Linked DNA regions of Mus musculus: region 1 is linked to region 2. The links are chromatin loops, found by intact Hi-C in ENCODE. Cell type or tissue: left cerebral cortex. All regions are shown on one strand. Links, peaks and the distances in the headings refer to the core of each region. The heading gives the core; the rest is flanking DNA. Region 1 has its middle 79 kb from the start of Gm32931. Region 2 has its middle 16 kb from the start of Gm32748.

Region 1 (8,865 bases), core at 3,211-7,210, 550 kb after region 2:
AACACACGCCACGCACACTGAGCCGATTCCCCCTCAAACCTGTTTTCAAACCCATTTGTTCCTCCTTGAAGTTCGCATTAATTCTTGAGGAATGTGAAAGGAAAGGACCATGGAAGCCCTCTACGCCCTGCTAGCCCTCACCCTTGGGGACAAGGTATAGCCAGAGAAAGCCCAGCATAGAGCTCTCTAAAAACTCTGTTGTCCAATTTGATAGTCATCTCTCCATAAAGATGAAGTAAAATTTATTAGCTCTTTGGTCAGCCTGAGTCATTTTTCAGTTACTCAGTAGCCCTGTGTCGACAATGGCTGTTGAATGAACAAAGAATGTTTCCATCCTGCTGGAAAGTTCTCTGGGCCACTCTCTCCCAAGTAATGAGCTCTGGGGAGGATGGGAATGTTGAACACGCCTAGGGGTGGAGTGGCTCCTGGGATACACTACTGGCTCGAAGCCCAGACATCACCTCCCAGTTGGTCCAGTGAGCTCTGTGCCAGCAACTCATTATTTGACACCCTATTTTTTTTTTTCAGAAAATTTACACTTTCATCCAAAGTCTCTGATGAGCACAGGTACTCATAAGATTTTGAGAGGGGTGGCCCATTTTTTAATTTTAATTCATTAATTTTCTTTAACACCTCAAGTTTACTTTTAAAAATATTTTAATTGATTCTTTGAGAATTTCATGCCAAGTATTTTTTTTATTATATTTACCCCAGATTTCTCCCCTTAACTGCTCCCAGGTTCACCTCTGCCTCCCTACAACCTCCAACTTTGTATCCTGTATTTAAAAAGGAAAGACTTAACAGTACACCAACTTCAGTTTCCACTGTCTACATACTCCTGGGGATGGGGCCAGCCAGAGAAATGTGGCCAGCCTACCAGAAGCCACTTCCTCAAGAATAAACCCGCCCTTCCTTACAAAACCATCAACTTAGTTCCTTAACTAGTGTTAGGGTCTCATGAACCCCTTCCCATTCCATGACAAGATGGCGACTGTCTTGATCCTACAGGCTTCTGCACGGAGCCACAGCTGTAGTGATAGGCTGAGTACGGAGGTTGTGGCATGTGGGAGATGCTGTTCTTCTCTGATCTCCCTCTGACCTCAGGCCCTTACATTCCTTTCTCCCTCCCCTCCCCCTTTTTCTGTAATGGTCCCTAAGCCTTGGGAAGAGAGCTTAATTAATATTTTAATAAGGTAAAATGCACATAATATAAAATGGAGCATTCCCAACTTATAATTTACTAGTCCTGTGTATGTCCACAAGGTTATAGACTACTTCCACTATCTCCTCAAAGAACTGTCTCTACCATCACTTATCACAAACGCTGTGCACGCTAAGCAGTCACTACCCATTCCTGCTCCGTGGCCCCTGCTCATCTTTAATTTCTTCCTTAGCTCTATGCCTCTGCTGTGACTAGATAGTCACATAAGGGGGACCACGTGATAGTTATGATTTTAGATCTACCTTTTTCACTTAGCACCTTGCCTTAATGCTTCATCAATGTCCAAGTGTGTTTCAGAATTTAGGTTTTCTTTCATTGTAACCATATGCTGCTGTGGGCAAGTATTGTATTTTGTTTTAAGGAAGGAGTCATTTCAAAATAGCCAAGGAAGGATAGCATTTGATTTTTGCTTGGTCGAATTTTCTGTCTTTCCACTACTCTTCTTGTCCCAAAGAGGGAGGATTTGGGTGGCTCCATTGGTACAGTGTCCATCTTGATAGCACAAAGCCCTGAATTTAATCTTCAGAATCCAACACACACACAAAAATTGACCTAGGCTCAGCATATTGTTACAGTTGTGTAGCTTGCATCTTGTGATACTTGAAACAGTGGAAGCAGAGGGTATCTCTGACTCTTTTGCCTGCTCCAAGGGTCCTTTCCTCTTCTAGCCTCAATACAAAGGAAGGAGACTAGTCTTACTGCAACTTGATATGCCATGGTTGGTTGATATCCCTGGGAGAGCTGCCCCTTTCTGAAGAGAAATGAAGGAATTGAGGGAGCAGAGGAAAGGGGTACTAGGAGGAGAGGAGGAGGTGAAACTGTGTTTGGGATGTAAAAAGAAACAAATATATTTTTTAAAGTTGGGTCTGGTGGTGGTCATATAATCCCAGTTCTGGAAGGTGCAGGGCATCCTTGGAACTGACTGGCTCATAAGCCTTGGTAGTAAGAGACGTTGACTCAAAATAGATAGATAGATAGATAGATAGATAGATAGATAGATAGATAGATAGATGACAGACAGATAGATAGATATGGAGATGGATGGATGGATGAATACATAGATAGATAGATAGATAGATAGATAGATAGATAGATAGATGTAGGTAGGTAGATAGATGATAGATAGATAGGTAGATAGATAGATAGATAGATAGATAGATAGATAGATAGATGACAGATAGATGGATAGATAGGTAGATAGATAGATGATACATACATACATTCATACATATATGGAGATGGATGGATGGTTAGATAGATAGATAGATAGATAGATAGATAGATAGATAGATAGATAGATAGAGAGATAGCAGATAGATAGATAGATAGATAGATAGATAGATAGATAGATAGATAGATAGATGATAGATCAAGAGAAGCTGAGAAGCTATAACAGAGACTGGCCTCTGGTCTCTCTGCACTGGCACACACATGTGTGCATACACTCACACACAAGGTGGAATTGTTTTCCTATTTTCTGTCACACATCAGAAAGAATTAAAGTTCTGTCTCAGAATGTTCTCTTCTGGTAAGGAGAATCACTCCATGGCACTTGGCATGAAGGAAGCCAGCGAAGGTGTACGAATTCTCAGTATTGCTGTGATTGTCTCACACACACACACAACACACACACACACACACACACACACGATTTCACACCAGACACTCTGTATTTCGGTGGCACTGGGGAGGGTTGGTTGCACACTCCCCAATCTTTAACAACTCTGAAGAACACAGTGTTCTATTAGGTCAGCCCCCAAAAGGTCACAGTGATGACATGATTCTTTTGTGTAGCTGTCAGGGTGGACATGGGCATGAGTGGTGGATATGACCTATTGCCTCTGGAGGCTTCCCAGATGAGCCCAGTCTCTTAGCCAAAGAGACATAAAGACTACTGCAGAGGAGTCTTACTTTGAACACTGCTGGAGTACCAGCTAGACACCAGATAGTTACACGCACACAGGGGGTGGGGGGAGTTTAATATTCAGCTTATATACCCACCAAACCTTGTCTTCCCTTGCTTCTTCATCTACTCTTCCCCACTACTGCCCTATACTCTTTTCCTTCTAACCCTCCAAACATGTTTTAAAGGCAAATAAGCAAAAGTTGGGTGGCACATAAGTTGGGTGCACATAAGTTGGGTGGCATGTAGATTGGGTATCACATAAGCATAGCCCATGAACAGAAGGCAGACAGCTGAGAAGAAAGATCTCTTCACTTGCAGGGGACTTGGGTAACACAGGTTTGCCACAATCCAACCAAGCTGCCTGAGTTTTTTTTTTTTTTTTTTTTTTTGTTAAGAGGGAAGAACAGAATCAGAGAAGCAGTTTCGATAATAAGATGACTTTCCCCATCTCAGTCTAATATCTGGGGAATAGAACCCTGTGTTCCAAGGGCAGATGTGATTATGACACACAGTCCACAGTGTTTTTCTTTGTGAGGATTTGGCCTGAAATTGGGGGGCTACTGGGAGGCGAATGAATAAATAGGGTTGAAGACTCCGTGATTCGTTAGAGACAAATAGAAATATGTTTGTGTCTCAGCGTCTCCCACCACCACTATCATTTTATTACCGGCTTAGGGTAGAATATCATTTGGAATTTATCAACAAGCCGTCTCCCAAGCTTTTTCGGACACTGTTTTCAAATTAAGGAACAGAATCCAAGTCTCATGAGCTTGTTTTTCATTAACTTAACAGAGAAACTATACTCTCAGAATGAGAGATTGGAGCCAGGATGTGGGTTCACTGAATTCTCAGAGCAGAGTGCTTTTGGTGTGTGGTGTGCTACAGTTAGTGCGTGGATGGTTGTTCTATGACACTGAAAATATGGCTTGGTCTCATGTAAGCTGACTTTTGGTTTCATTTCCTGGGTGATTCTTGCAGCTTTATAACAATGGATTTCCAAAATATCTAAATGTTCCTTGTCCCCTGCCATGAATAGGTACTGTCAAGTCATCCGGGTTTTTGGATATCTCTAATGTTAAGTATTTCAACGTGGGTACAACTGGATTACAGAGAGCAAAGGGAAACAGGAAGCGCCACAATGGAAGGCTAGAAATAAGAGGTGCTCTTTAGACCATGTGAGATCAGAGGTAAGTGGCTCACTTCTCATGTATTGGGCACTCAGATGGAGCGATTTAGATATGTCATTATCCCTTTTAATCCTCATAAGGCTTGGGAGGCAAATGTCTGAAAAGCTACCACACAAATTAGAAAAGTTGACATCAGCAGAGAAGTCAGGGGGTGTCACTCTCAAGATTTGGATCTAATTTGCCTAATATTACACCTACATGACCCTGTCTCAGATGCATCTCGAACTCCTCTCACTAGATATTGGGGGTTGTGGTCTGTAATATCACAGAGTGACCCCAAGGCTTCTCCAAAGAATGACCCAGCTGTCTTCTGCAAAGGGCTCCACACCAAGTCGATGGCAAGAGCAAGAAAGGACTCTAGGTAGCTGAGACAAACCTAAAACTACCTGTGCAGCCAGAGGTGTGGAAGCTGCTCTGTACAGACATGAGATGTTTGATAAATAACTGTGTTAGGTGGGCAGTCCTCTGTTGACAATACCTCGGAGCCTGAATCATCTAATACTCTCTATTACTTTTGACCTCACTGTGGTCCAAATTACCTGGTAGAGACAATTTGGGGGCAGATGGGTATGTTTGGCTCATGGTTTCTGAGTGTTCTATTCATGGTTGCTTCTCTCCAACCCTGGCCCCAGCTGCTGCTCTGCAGAGCATCAGGGTAGCTGTCACGGGCATGCTGTGGTAAAACGGAAGTGTTTCATCTCATGGTGGACAGAAGGCAGAAAAGAGGGAGGGAGTAACCTGGCAATAAGAAATGTCTTCATATCCGATGATTTCATTCAACCAGGACTCATCTTCCCAGAATCTCCCAAAGCCAGCATTAAGGAGGAAGCATTCAACACAACAAGCATATCCCTCCCTTAGGGAGCATATTCAAATGTTCCATATTCAAATGGTGACATAGCTGGCCAGGATTCAGAAGTTCTCTTTGCCTCTAGGTATCTGCAATAAATATGGGCCCACGTCTTAGGTATCACACAGCTATATGAACCTGTGGTAATTATTATTTACACAACATCTTCATTTTTCTATGCTACACTCCAAAGAGGGCTGGCGCTCACAGATTTTCTGGGCATTTACTAACATGCATCATTCTTAATACAACTGAATTCATACTTGAGATGCACATCATAAAAGCACAAAACCTCCCACGAGTCAAAAACCCAGCACTGGATTGCACTGGAGTTTATTTCTAGAGGAACTAACATGACCACTAGATGGCACCGGAGTCTGGGTTCATCTTTCTGTTTCCAGAACCAGCTCTAACAAGACACCTGTAAAACCATAAATTTCAGAGTCAGTTGTTTGTTTATCTCATGTGGTACAAGGCATTATGATTTTTTGTTTGAGCTCCAGCATTTCCCTTCCAATAAATGAACACAGGGCCAGCTCTGACACTGAAGCCAACTCTTGACAAGTCTATTTTAAGATCCCTTAAAGAACTTCCTGTAAAACATTCAGGTTCCCACAATTGAAAGAATAATTGTAATCTACGTTTTTAAAACCTGCAGCAAGGCATGTGTCTAGAAAAAGCAGCAGTTCAGTTGTTAACTTATCGTGTTCATTTGGATTTCAGCTGCAGCCTGGAAGTCACCCAATAAACATGGGGTTAAGTCTGCTAGTATTGCAAGGCCCAGAAGGACATGAAGATACAATGACACCGTGCATGGATTTGAAAATAAGCAAAGGACTGGGCACGATTGGTTTGTATGCCACGAAGAAAGCCAGTGAGTAATGTGAAGAACATAAATACAAGCATATGTAAGGCCTTGAGAGCTGGCTCAGTGGGTAAGGAACCTGCAGCTCTTCCAGGGGACCTAAGTTTAAATCCCATGCCCCATGTGAAAATCCTGCCATGGTTGTATGTGCACCTATAACCACAGTACCGTAAGGGCCAGAAGCAAGAGGATTGCTCGGGCTTGCTGGGTGCCAGCTCTGCCCCAACTTCAGTGAAAGACCCTATCTCAAAGAGATAATGTGGAAAGTAATAGAGAGGGGTGCTCAGAGGCCTTCCTCCTCTAGCTTACCCTCAGAGGTACCTATAACTGCACATGAATGTGCACCTATAATGTATATACATATACACACATACATACATGCATATGTGCATATCTACATACATATACACATACATACATATACATGCATGCATATGCACATGCATACACAAATGAATGTGTGTGTGTGTGTGTGTGTGTGTGTGTGTGTGTGTGTGTAAATTTAACAAGGTAGTCAAATGGTGATATTTGAGCAGTAACTAGAAAGACAAGATAGAATCAGCTGTTGGAAAGACAGAATGATGGAGGTCAGCTGGGGAAGGTTTAAGAGTCCAGAGATGTAGGTAGGCCACATTATGAAAGGACTTGGCTTTTGTAGTTTGTCTTGGTGTTCGAGCCAATAGGAATTGTTTTTAAAAAATCAACAAGAATCACAGACCCTGGGAGTATAGCTCAGGATAAAGGAACTGCCTAAAATGTGCAAGACCCTGGGTTGTATCCCGAACACTGGAGACCAAATATCAATCTCACTTTTGGTGGATGAGTAGATTTTCTGACACCCAATAACAATAGCAAGGCCGTAATACATGTATAATGAGCACATACGTAGGGCTTGTTCACTGAGAGTCCTTTTCAGTATTACTGCATCGACAGAGTTTCTCTTGGGCTTGAGGCTCTTTCTCAGACTTGAGGGCCATCAGAAGAATCTGAAGCATGGCTAGCTGCCTTCCTTCATCACTTTGACTTCTGATCACTTCCCCTCCTCCACAGTTCTGGCTCAGGAGATTTTAGGTAGAAACCTAGAATCTGCATCTGTCCCACCTTCCAGCTGCTGTTGCTCGCGCTTGGAGAGACGGTACTGAGAGAGCCTGGGTGTAGACCCATACGAATGACAAAACCAAAACCAGCCTGGAAGGTTTGTTTCGCTTGCATTATGACCAAGCTTCTGGACTTCCGAGACTACGTTCTATTACTAAGGGCAAAGATGCTAAAGCCACTCCACTCCTGACCGCGGGGCATGTCCCTCTCTTCCTTCTGAATAGTGTCCGGCTTTTCACAGAGAGCAATTGTGTCCATTTATGTAATAAGCCAGGCTTGGCTTAACAACGAAACAGAGATGCTTTAGGCAGCGATTGAAGGCTACCCATATCTCTACAAGATGTTCAAAGAAAATATCGTCTAAAAATCAACAAAGCAAACCTCCCCTGGGAGCGTCGCTGAGGAATTAATTAGCACATTAGAAGCTTCTAGAAAACATCTCAACTTCCTTCCCATTCTAGGCGTCACCTAAGCCTGTGCCTCCATCGCGGTCCTTGGACAAATGCTGTCAGACACTGGCCTACACCGCATGCTAATCGTTACTGAAGCTTGCTTTTCCCGGGTTCTCTCTACTCTCGACACGGCACCTTACTTTGGATAAGTGCTCAATGTGGTGGGATTCACCACTTCATTCAAGACTCCCCAAACTTCCTCTGGCAAACACTAGAGTAACCTGGGCATTTAATTTCCAAGTTTCCTGGACCTTAACCCTCTCCCTACTGAGCCAAAAATCTTCGAGCGAAGGTGCAGGTGCCTGATAATTTTAGCAAGTCCCCCGGTGATGTCTGCACAGCAGGTTTAGAAAAGACCTTTTAGAAAAGACCTCGACTGATGATCTTTATTTTACTATCCAAGATCAATGTCGCCAGTGTTTCTCTCTAAGATTTCCTTAATTCCCCTAAAGCAGTGTGGGTCTCAGCCTTTCTAAAGCTATGAACCTCTAATACAATTTCTATATTAAATTTTATTTAATATTAATTATATTATAGTTATATGATATTCATATAAAATAATAGAAATATAATATATAATTTTATATAATTAATATTAACATGAATAAAATTTTAAAAATTAAATTTAATGTTATATTATAAATATATACTATATATTATATAACATTATATACTATACATTATATTAATATATACCAAATATGTATTAATATATAATGTGATAATATATTAATATTCTAATATATGATAATATGTATTATATGGTATAAAATAATATAGAAAAATTAATATATACTATAATGTGGTAATATTATATCATACTATAATAAATTTAAATTTTAATATATTAATGTTAATATTTTATTTAATAATACTTGATACAGTTCCTGTGTTATGGCTGGCGATCCCCAACCATAAAATTATTTCATTGCTACTTCACAACTGTCATTTTGCTACCATTATGAATCACAATGTAAATACCCGATATGCAGGATATCTGATACGTGACTCCTGTCTGGGTTGAGACCCACAGGTTGAGAACTACTGCACTAAAGCTCAGCGGCTTCCCTTTGTATCTGTTGCATGTCGTTTTTCTGATATGTTCTGCTGTTTTTCCATCTTTACTCAAAGGACCTTTGTTGAGAGTGCTCATGAAAAGCGAAATTATGGCGTCACTCTGAGTGTATTTTCCTGACGCTAACATGCATTAGAAAAGTAGTAGGTGCTCAATAAATGTGGCTATAACAACTTGAAATTCTTCCATTTTCTGACTTCTAAGAGAAAC
Region 2 (8,865 bases), core at 2,619-6,618:
ATTACTTCGTAAATTTACAGATGTTACCGCCCCATTCTCCCCACCCTACCCCCGCCTCCAGAAAGCATGTCACAGCAGAAGAGAGCACATCTGTGTGACATGGAGTGTCAGCAACAGGTAACTTATTAAACCAGAGTGACCAAAGACCAGAAAAATATGTCAGGGGTAGAGCAGAGGAACAGGGATGGGGGTGGGGGGAATCTGTGGGAAGAGGGAGTGAGGCAGGAAAGCTGGTATTTGTGATACTACCAAGATACATACTAGGAAAAAAATACAGGGAGGGATAGCACAGTTTAGATAAAGAATATTAATATAATTATCTGAGAAACATATCAGTTTTCAATCTACTAGTTTAGTTTTGTTTTTTAAATAAAAAAGTTTTAAATTGTTTATCTGTGCATGCATGTGCATGAACACCCCCCCACACACATATATGCACATGCACACGCATGTGCGCGAGTGAGCACATGGACACACACACACAAAGTCAGGTACCCATAGGGGCCAGAGGTAGCAGGTCCGCCTGGAGCTGGAGTTACAGCTGATTGTAAGAGGCCTGATGTAAATGAACTGCAGTTCTTTTAACTTAATTGCTGAGCTGTCTCTCTGGAAGCCATTTTTTTTTTTTTTTCTTTTTGAATACATTCAAAGGGTCATGGGCTTCCACAACAATGGACAGACCGGGGAGGAAGGTAATTTGTACATTCTACATGTCCAGCAAGGTTGGGCCGGCCCATCATGAATCTGGCCAGACTCTCTTTCCAACTTCACAGAGCCCCATTGGCTAGACAAGTCAGCCATGATCTCCGGAGTGTCACACACTCCAAAATTCTGAGGACACATTTCAAAATCCTGCCCCATTAAATAGTTATTTTTATATATAAAAGAGATTTATTCAGCCGGGCGTGGTGGCGCACACCTTTAATCCCAGCACTCCGGAGGCAGAGGCAGGTGAATTTCTGACTTTGAGGCCAGCCTGGTTTACAGAGTGAGTTCCAGGACAGCCAGGGCTACACAGAGAAACCCTGTCTCGAAAAACCAAAAAAAAAAAAAAAAAAAAAGAGAGAGAGAGAGAGAGAGAGAGAGAGATTTCATTTTTAGTGCTGTGTGTGTGTAGCTGTGTGTGTGGAGGTGAGTGTGTGGAGGTGTGTGCATGTGTGAGGGCAGGTGCCTTTACATCCAGAAGAGGGCATCAGGTGTGCAGGAGCTGGAATTACACGCGGTTGTGAGCCTTCTGATGTAGGTGCTGAGAACCAAATTTGGATGCCTTGTAAGGAGGAGCACCCACTCTGAACTGTGGGTCTTTCCAGTCTCTTAAAATTCTTCGGGGTGGGGGTGGGAGGAGTGTGGGGGGTTGGCGTGAGGTCATGGCTTACAACTCTTTTTAAAAGATGTAAGTTTCACGACTCCCTGTACACCAAAGAACAACTTCATTTCATATTCCTTCTGGAGTGTCTTGACTGTAGCCATTAGCAATCCATCCTCCGTTTTCCTAGCCCGTATTTTCTTACAGCCTCGCCGAGAGACGCCGAGTTTTTGACCCAGTGTGAGAAAATATTAAGATGGTTCTGAGATTTCATCACCCGACGAAAATAAGGAATCCCCAAACTGCAGGGTCATGGATGGACTTTGGGGCTCGGGTTTCCAGAGGGGTCAGATTTCCCCTGGCTCCTCAAGTCTAGTGGAGAGAGGCTGGGTCTGAAGCAGTATCGGTTTTTCTGGCACCAGAACCACGGCTGAACACTAATGCGTTTAACAGTTGGACTTATTTTTAATCTACTGTATTAGGGAGCGCAAATTTAATCAAGAACAAAATGTTACCGACGGTGTTTTTGTTTCTGCGCATGCATACATTCCCAGTGCTGTCTCCGGTTCTCTTGAGCTACAAGCTCTCTGACTTATTTCATAACATTAGATTTTTTTTTTTTTAAGTGCCAATGTTTGTGGAGGGTGAAGAAGGAGAGAAATAAGGAGCTGGAGACGCCCCCCCCCCATCATTAAAGAAATAATTGCAGTACAGATTTTTTAACAATTGCTCTCCCTGCAGTGAATGTTGTTATGGACGGAGCTAATAAATGTCTTCAACCATTACTGCTGGGATACACTTTTGGCTTATTTTTCTGCCATTGGGAGGCATGGCTGGGTTGAGACATTCGGTTTTTTTTTTTTTAGCTCCCCCCCCCACCCCCCCCCCCCCCCCCGCCAACACCACCCCCCCTTAATCAAAGAAAGAGATCTTATCTCCCTAGCCAGCCTAGCTTACCCCCTCCCTCTGCCCTCCTCCCTGGATGCCTAGTTTACTGAAACCTGACTTGCAGGTCAGGGAACTGGTAACAGATTAATTTTACTCAAAGAGGAACACTAAGTATTTTGGCTGGGACACATGAGAATCCTGTTATAATATTACCATTTTCCCCTTTCTAAATTAAATATTAGGAAAAATTAAGCCAAGTAGTGGCCCACGCTACAGTGGAAAGTATTTCTCTCACAAACACGGGGAGATAAATGCTTGTGTGAGTGAAGGCACAATAAATACACATTATGTTAAAAAACCTAAGATTATGCAGGTTTTAGAGTTATAGCTAAAAGTGGTTTAGTGTTTCATGCCTAATAATAGATTACGCCTATCATATTTCCAACCTTCATTTCTCCTCCCTTTGAAGTCCAGCCATATAAAGGTTGTTTGTTGAACCACACTAAAGTTAAAGCAAACATTACTTAGGGTGATTCATACTGGCAAGAATTTGCAATGAAGGCAGTGGTGTGTGTGTGTGTGTGTGTGTGTGTGTGTGTGTGTGTGTGTGGTGTGCCTGAGTCAAAGGAAATGAAATGTTTGTAATATTTTTTTTCGGTTGATAAATTTATTAAAACATTCTAGAAGCTTCTAAGGGAAGCAGGGCTGACATACATAGACTCTCTGCAAACAGATTACACCCGGGGCCCCGTGGGGGAGGCAGACCTTAAAAGAGGGAAAAATTCTCTGGATTTCAGAAATTGCCACCAGGTCACAGCAATACTTAATTAACTGAATCCATTAACAGAAGGCTGTAACCTAGTTGTTAAGAAGAAGGAAAAAACAAAAGACAAAAAAAACCACACACACACACACACAAAAACAAAACAAAACAAAACAAAACAAAACAAAAAACCAAGAAAACAAAAAACAAAAAGAAAGAAAGAAAAGGAAGAGCAAAGTTAGGGAGTAGCTAGATTCATTTACTCCTCTGTTCTGTGCTTAGGATTAGCCTTTCAGAATGAGCAACCTGATTTTTTTTTTTTTAAAGGATCCATTTACCTTCCAGGCCTTTTCATAGCAAAACATTTTGTAGGGTTGCAAAAGAGATTAATTTGTTGCCAGTTGCTCCATACTGGCAGGGTTTCTGAATAAAGAATGTAAGCAATCTATCTTTGTTTGTAAGATATAATTAATCTGGCAGTTAAAATTCTTTGGAAACATTCTGATGACTTATGTGGAAAAGTGGAGCAAAGATTTCAAAGAAAAACTCAGAACTGTGTGCAGGGGAAGATAAAAGATATATGAAGTGTTTGTTCTAAGCGATACTATTCATTTACAGATCATAACGTAGCCCCACCCTGGCAATTATTCTGGAAAACAAGACAAATCTTTGTCTAGAGCCTTCTGACGGCGGTCTTGATTTGACAAACAAAATAAGCACATTACTGTTGTACTCTAATAGACTGCAAGCTGTTTTATTAGAGTCAGCTGAATCCTGTTTTGCATAAAAAAGAACACTGTTTGCTATGGAGAACACATTTATGTTAATAGGACTTTGACAAAGTAAAATAAAATCGCATTAAGATGCTGCAAAGAGATAAGACAATGAAATCTCCGGGAGAGAGAGAGAGTTTTGGCACACACTAATTACAGTCACGTCCCTGCAGGAAAAGAATATATTTTTACACCAACTATCCATGTGTTTGAAAATGCAGAGAGCTTAAAGCATAATTCCTGGTCTCGGCATTTCCTGGATGCGTCAGGCCCCGTGTGTCACTAAGGTGGTGACTGTTTTAAAGGAGTCTATCTGATAAATCCCACTTTCATTTTCAGCAGCAAAGGCAGGTTTCTTTCTGAATGTGAGCGAGCCTGCCATCATCCTGCTTAGTTTGAAGGGACTTTCCAATATAGGGCCGCTGAAAACAAGGTTTTAGATTACATGGTAATTTAGGAATGCATGAAAAGTGAAGCAGTTACCATAATAGGGTTCTGGGTAAACTTCATGGTTTTTAGAGCAAAACATAACAACATATGTTTTGTGATTTGTCTCAATGATTATATACATATATATATATATGTATATATATATATATATGTATATATATGCAATTTTGTTCGGGTACTATCAAAATATTTGGAGGCCTCATCTGTGCACAGCATTTTTATAACCTTATTTTGAAAACTGATGTCTCTTCTTTTAGTTCAGTCATTAAAAGGCAGGCGATGATGGACGCCTGAATGCCTTGGGTTTTATGACTAGTCAGTTCCTGGCAGCGGCCATATTTCTTCCCTAGTGAAACTTTAATATTCCTTTGGCCTTGTTTAGGCTAAAAAAAAATTTTTTTTTTTTTTTTCAGGATGTGTGTGTGGGGCAACTTTGCTACTCTGGCTGGCTACTTATAAATATCACCAACCAGATATCATACCAAGCAGATATCTGCCTCTCCCCCGCCCCCTGCTCCCCACCCCCCATGACTTAACACCCCACAAAATGAAGAGGCCAGAAAGGGAGACCTATTCTCCCTGGCTTCTAATAAATACTTCCTGCCCTGTGATTATGCTAGATTCTTTCCTGTTAAAAGAGGCAGGGTTATGGAGAAAACCTTGTCGGTGGACGGCGGCGCTATTGAAGGGAAGTGAGCCTCCTTGGAGTAGAACGGGACTGCTATTTGAATTGCTGCTTTGGAACTTGTCCTGAATGAGGCAGCTTTTATGAGAGGCCCGATTTTCAGCCCAGACTCTTTGATCTTCTTGAAGTTGCAACACCAGACACCAGGTGTCTCCACTTAGCTGAGCTGAAGGTCCTGGGAAAGAAGGTTGTGTCTCCAGAAAGGTTGACTGAAGCCTTGCCTTCCTTAGGGCTCCTTGCCTGGGGAAGTGTATAGGGGCTTGCTGGGACCAAAGAATACAGTCTTGGTGTTCTCACTGTTTTGGTAAGAGCTTGTGCCTCAACAGGGAAGGAACCTCAGTTCTGTATGGAATCCATGAATACTGGAGCCTCAGCAAACACTGAACTAGGCTTCCACATCGACCGTGAGTCGCCATCTTGGAAGGCGAGAAGCCATCACCCAGAGAATGGAAGCCTTTCATGTAGGTGAAGGCCAACTCTGTGGGAACCTTCTTCCTGGAACTCCTCAGCGAAGAGCTGGTTGATGCTCCAGTTTAATGTTCTGATCTCCACGAACACACATGGCTTTCTCCCATTGTTACTCATTTCCTCTCTGTGAGAGGGAAACAGAGAGAAACGACATCAGCCTGTTCCCTTGTGTACTTAAAGAGCTTAAGTTGAACTATGCTACCTCCATTTGATGTCAGGGGTAACAGCAGATGCCAGTGGGTCCCAAAACATGGCATTCCAAAGATGGGAATAAGTATTTTTTTTTAAAAGATCATTTTAAGGGGGACAAGCGAGCTAGCATCTGGAGTAGAGGAGCTTTGGCGAAGGTCCAGAGATGGGAACTGGAGCTTTGGATGCCACAAGAAGGTGGTAGAGAATGGACTACAGAGATTTATCAAGAGAAGGCTATAGTGCCCCCATCCCCATCCAATAAATAAATAAACATTTGAAACATTATTGCATCTCATTACCCTCCAGAATAACTGTGTTTAAAAAAAAATCCCCAAATGCTGAACTCATTTATGATCATCTTGTGCTACATTGTATTGTCTCTTCTCAGATGTACTTGACCAAAGAATCAAGAAAAATAAGCAAAATCCCTTGTAGCTATTTTATAACAGGCATCATCATTACACTATGGATTATTACAAAATTTTCACCCAGTTTGATCAACTTTGTATTTCACCTGTAGTGTCTTAGTCAGGGTTAGCATTGGTAGGATGGAGCACCATGTCCAAAGCAACTTGGGAGAAAAAGGGTTACCTTCCACATCACTGGTGGTCATCAAAGGAAGTCAGGACAGGAACTCAAACAAAGCAGGAACCCAGAAGCAGGAGCTGATGCAGAGGCCAAGGAGGGGTGCTGCTTAATGGCTTGCTCAGCCTGGTTTCTTATAGAACCCACAACCACTAGCCCAGAGGTAGCCCCGCCCACAATGACACAATGGCCTGGGCCCTCCCACATCTATCACTAATTTAAAAAAAAAAAAAAAGCCCTATGGGGCTTGCCTGCAGCCTGATCTTCCAAAGGCACTTTCTCAATTGAGATTCCTTCTTCCTCTTCCAACTCTAGTTTGTGCCAAGTTGATACAAAACTAGCCTGCATATGTCGGTTTGCCATACTTGCTTATTTATATATTTAATAAATCCATAAATTATCCTGGATGTGACTGAGTGTTTTGAAGAACATTCTTAAGAGAAAAATTCCTTGAGTCATAGAATTGTCTTTTTTTCTGGGATTTGGGCTTAGGGTTATGACTTGGAAGGCGAAAGAAGTCAGACAAGCCAGGTCTCAGAGGCCACATGCCAGAGGAAGGAGTTTTCTCTGGAGGACATGATTACAGGAGCCAACCTAGTCTCATTATCGAGGACAGCTCTGTTTCCATCAGACTCCCAGACCATCAAACCGCTAAGAGATAAGGGCTTTAGTGCCAGCCCCACCTCTAAGTATGTGGGAAAATGTTTGTTCCATTTTGGTGTTAGTTTCTTACTATTTAGTAATAAATGTTGAGTGTATATAATCTTGCTGAGTCACAAAATCAACTTTCTGAGTTCATGTTATTGTGCAGGTTTTGTGGACAAGGAAACTGAGTTGCACAGATGAAGCAACTCTCTGGAGGTCATCAAGCTGTAAGTGACACTCTCCAGGTGGCTCAGTGGGTAAGAGCACTTGCTGCTCTGGCAGAAGACCCAGGTTCAAATCCCAGCACCCACATGGGGATTTCACAACCACCTGTAATTCCAGTTCCAGGGAGGACAATGCCCCTTCTGGCTACTGTGGGTACTGCATGCACATGGTATGTTTAGACCCAGGCAGGCAAAGCATTTATATGCATAAACAGACACACACACACACACACACACACACACACACACACACACACACACACACACACAGACCTGACACAGTGATATAGCTAAGAGTAGCCGTACATCGAGTGATCCTTTAAAGATCCATCAGTCTTTTAATAACCTGTACTTGGATTGGATTTCTTCCTATGTATTATCACAGGTCAGAAAGTCTTCTGAGCAGAAGCCACCTAGGACTCTCCTGAATCATTTAGCTCTCTGTGCCTGTTACTACCTGCTGCATTAAAATGTCCAGGGAAGGCACTAATCAACATCTACTTACTCCAGATTGGGTCCCAGTGACGGACAATTCCACCAAAGACCAACTTGAGGACAAATGAGGTATTGGGCTTTTGTACCTAGTACGAATGAGGGGTAACAGGAACATGGGGACCTGCGAATACCTATGAAGTCTCACTTCATCATGGGACCCCCGGATACCTACCTATATGTTTGCAAAGTCTCACTTCATCATGGCTGCAGACCCTGTGGAAATGCATCATGGCATCCACGTTTGAGTTAATCTTTCATTTTGAGTTTATTGCCAGGTTTCACTTTGTGTTGTTCCTTGTCCTCATGATTTGTCACCAATCTGTCCATAGTATGCATGCCACCAACACAGACATACAAACAGACAACATAAAGTCAAAGACAAACACATGGACAACACATGAAAACATGCAATATGCACAAACATAAAAACACAAAGAAACAAACTCATATACATACTAACAAACATACATGTACACAAACACACAAACTCACAAACACACACAGATGTACACAATATACACACAAGTTCATAAACACACAAGCATACAAATGCATAAGCACATACATACAAACATACACATAAAATAGAAACACACACAGACCACACATACACAGACCCCCCCCCCCACACACACACACGAATGCAGAAACACACATATAAAAATACACATATACAAAAATACACATACACACAGACATACAAACATATATATGTATATACATATGTACACATGTATATATGTATATATGCACATATCTATGTGTATGTATGCACACACACAAAACCCAATCCAAATTCACACACACACACACACACTCACAGAGTGATGACCAGTAATTTGTCAACATGTCAGGATCTAGAATCACAATAGAAACAGACCTTTGGTAGTGGTTTTGAGAGTTTGGATGGAGCTAATGGAATCAGGAAGACCTACCCTAGATGTGGGAGGCACCATTCTGTGTTTCCAGGGCTGAAATAGAACTAGAGAGAGAATTGATTTATCAGTATCTATTTCTCTGCTTCCAGACTATGGTTGCAATGTGACCAGCTGCCGCATGCTCTGGCCGACTTGTCTTCCCCACCCTGACGAACCATGTCCTCAAAATACGAGCCCTTCCTTAAGTCACTTTTATCAGGAGCTTTGTCACAGTAGCAGGAAAACTTACAAATAATAGAGCATTTCCCCAGGTGAGGCTGCAGAGAAGTTAGTGTTTGCTGAATCAACATGCAAAGCCCTTGGTTGCTTGTTCTGAATGTTAAGATGGTGAGAGCTGAATCAACATATGTGTGGCCATGGGGTTAAACTCCCATGAAGCAGCCTGGTGGTTTTATCTACCTGGGTAGACCTCCCTCCCTCCCTCCCTCCTCTCCTCTTTCTCTCCCTCCCTTC

Evidence for each region. A loop is a pair of places that touch in the nucleus more often than their neighbours do. Peaks named below come from ENCODE experiments on the same cell type or tissue, not always from the same donor. Only the 100,000 strongest peaks of a DNase experiment are listed, where the experiment ranks them.
Region 1: it touches region 2 in a loop (2.1-fold over the local background); 2 of 42 quality-filtered maps call a loop at or near these places.

Annotation. Positions count from the first base shown.
Region 1 is chr10:68,897,321-68,906,185 of GRCm38, forward strand. No RefSeq gene overlaps it. Among named protein-coding and RNA genes, the nearest start is that of Gm32931, 79 kb to the left of the region's middle. In left cerebral cortex, for the core only: a CTCF peak has its summit at 5,530 (motif pointing right); a DNase peak (open chromatin) is centred at 5,524.
Region 2 is chr10:68,352,224-68,361,088 of GRCm38, forward strand. No RefSeq gene overlaps it. Among named protein-coding and RNA genes, the nearest start is that of Gm32748, 16 kb to the left of the region's middle. In left cerebral cortex, for the core only: a CTCF peak has its summit at 5,014; DNase peaks (open chromatin) are centred at 2,766, 3,585, 3,981 and 5,008; H3K4me3 peaks cover 570 bases; H3K27ac peaks cover 976 bases.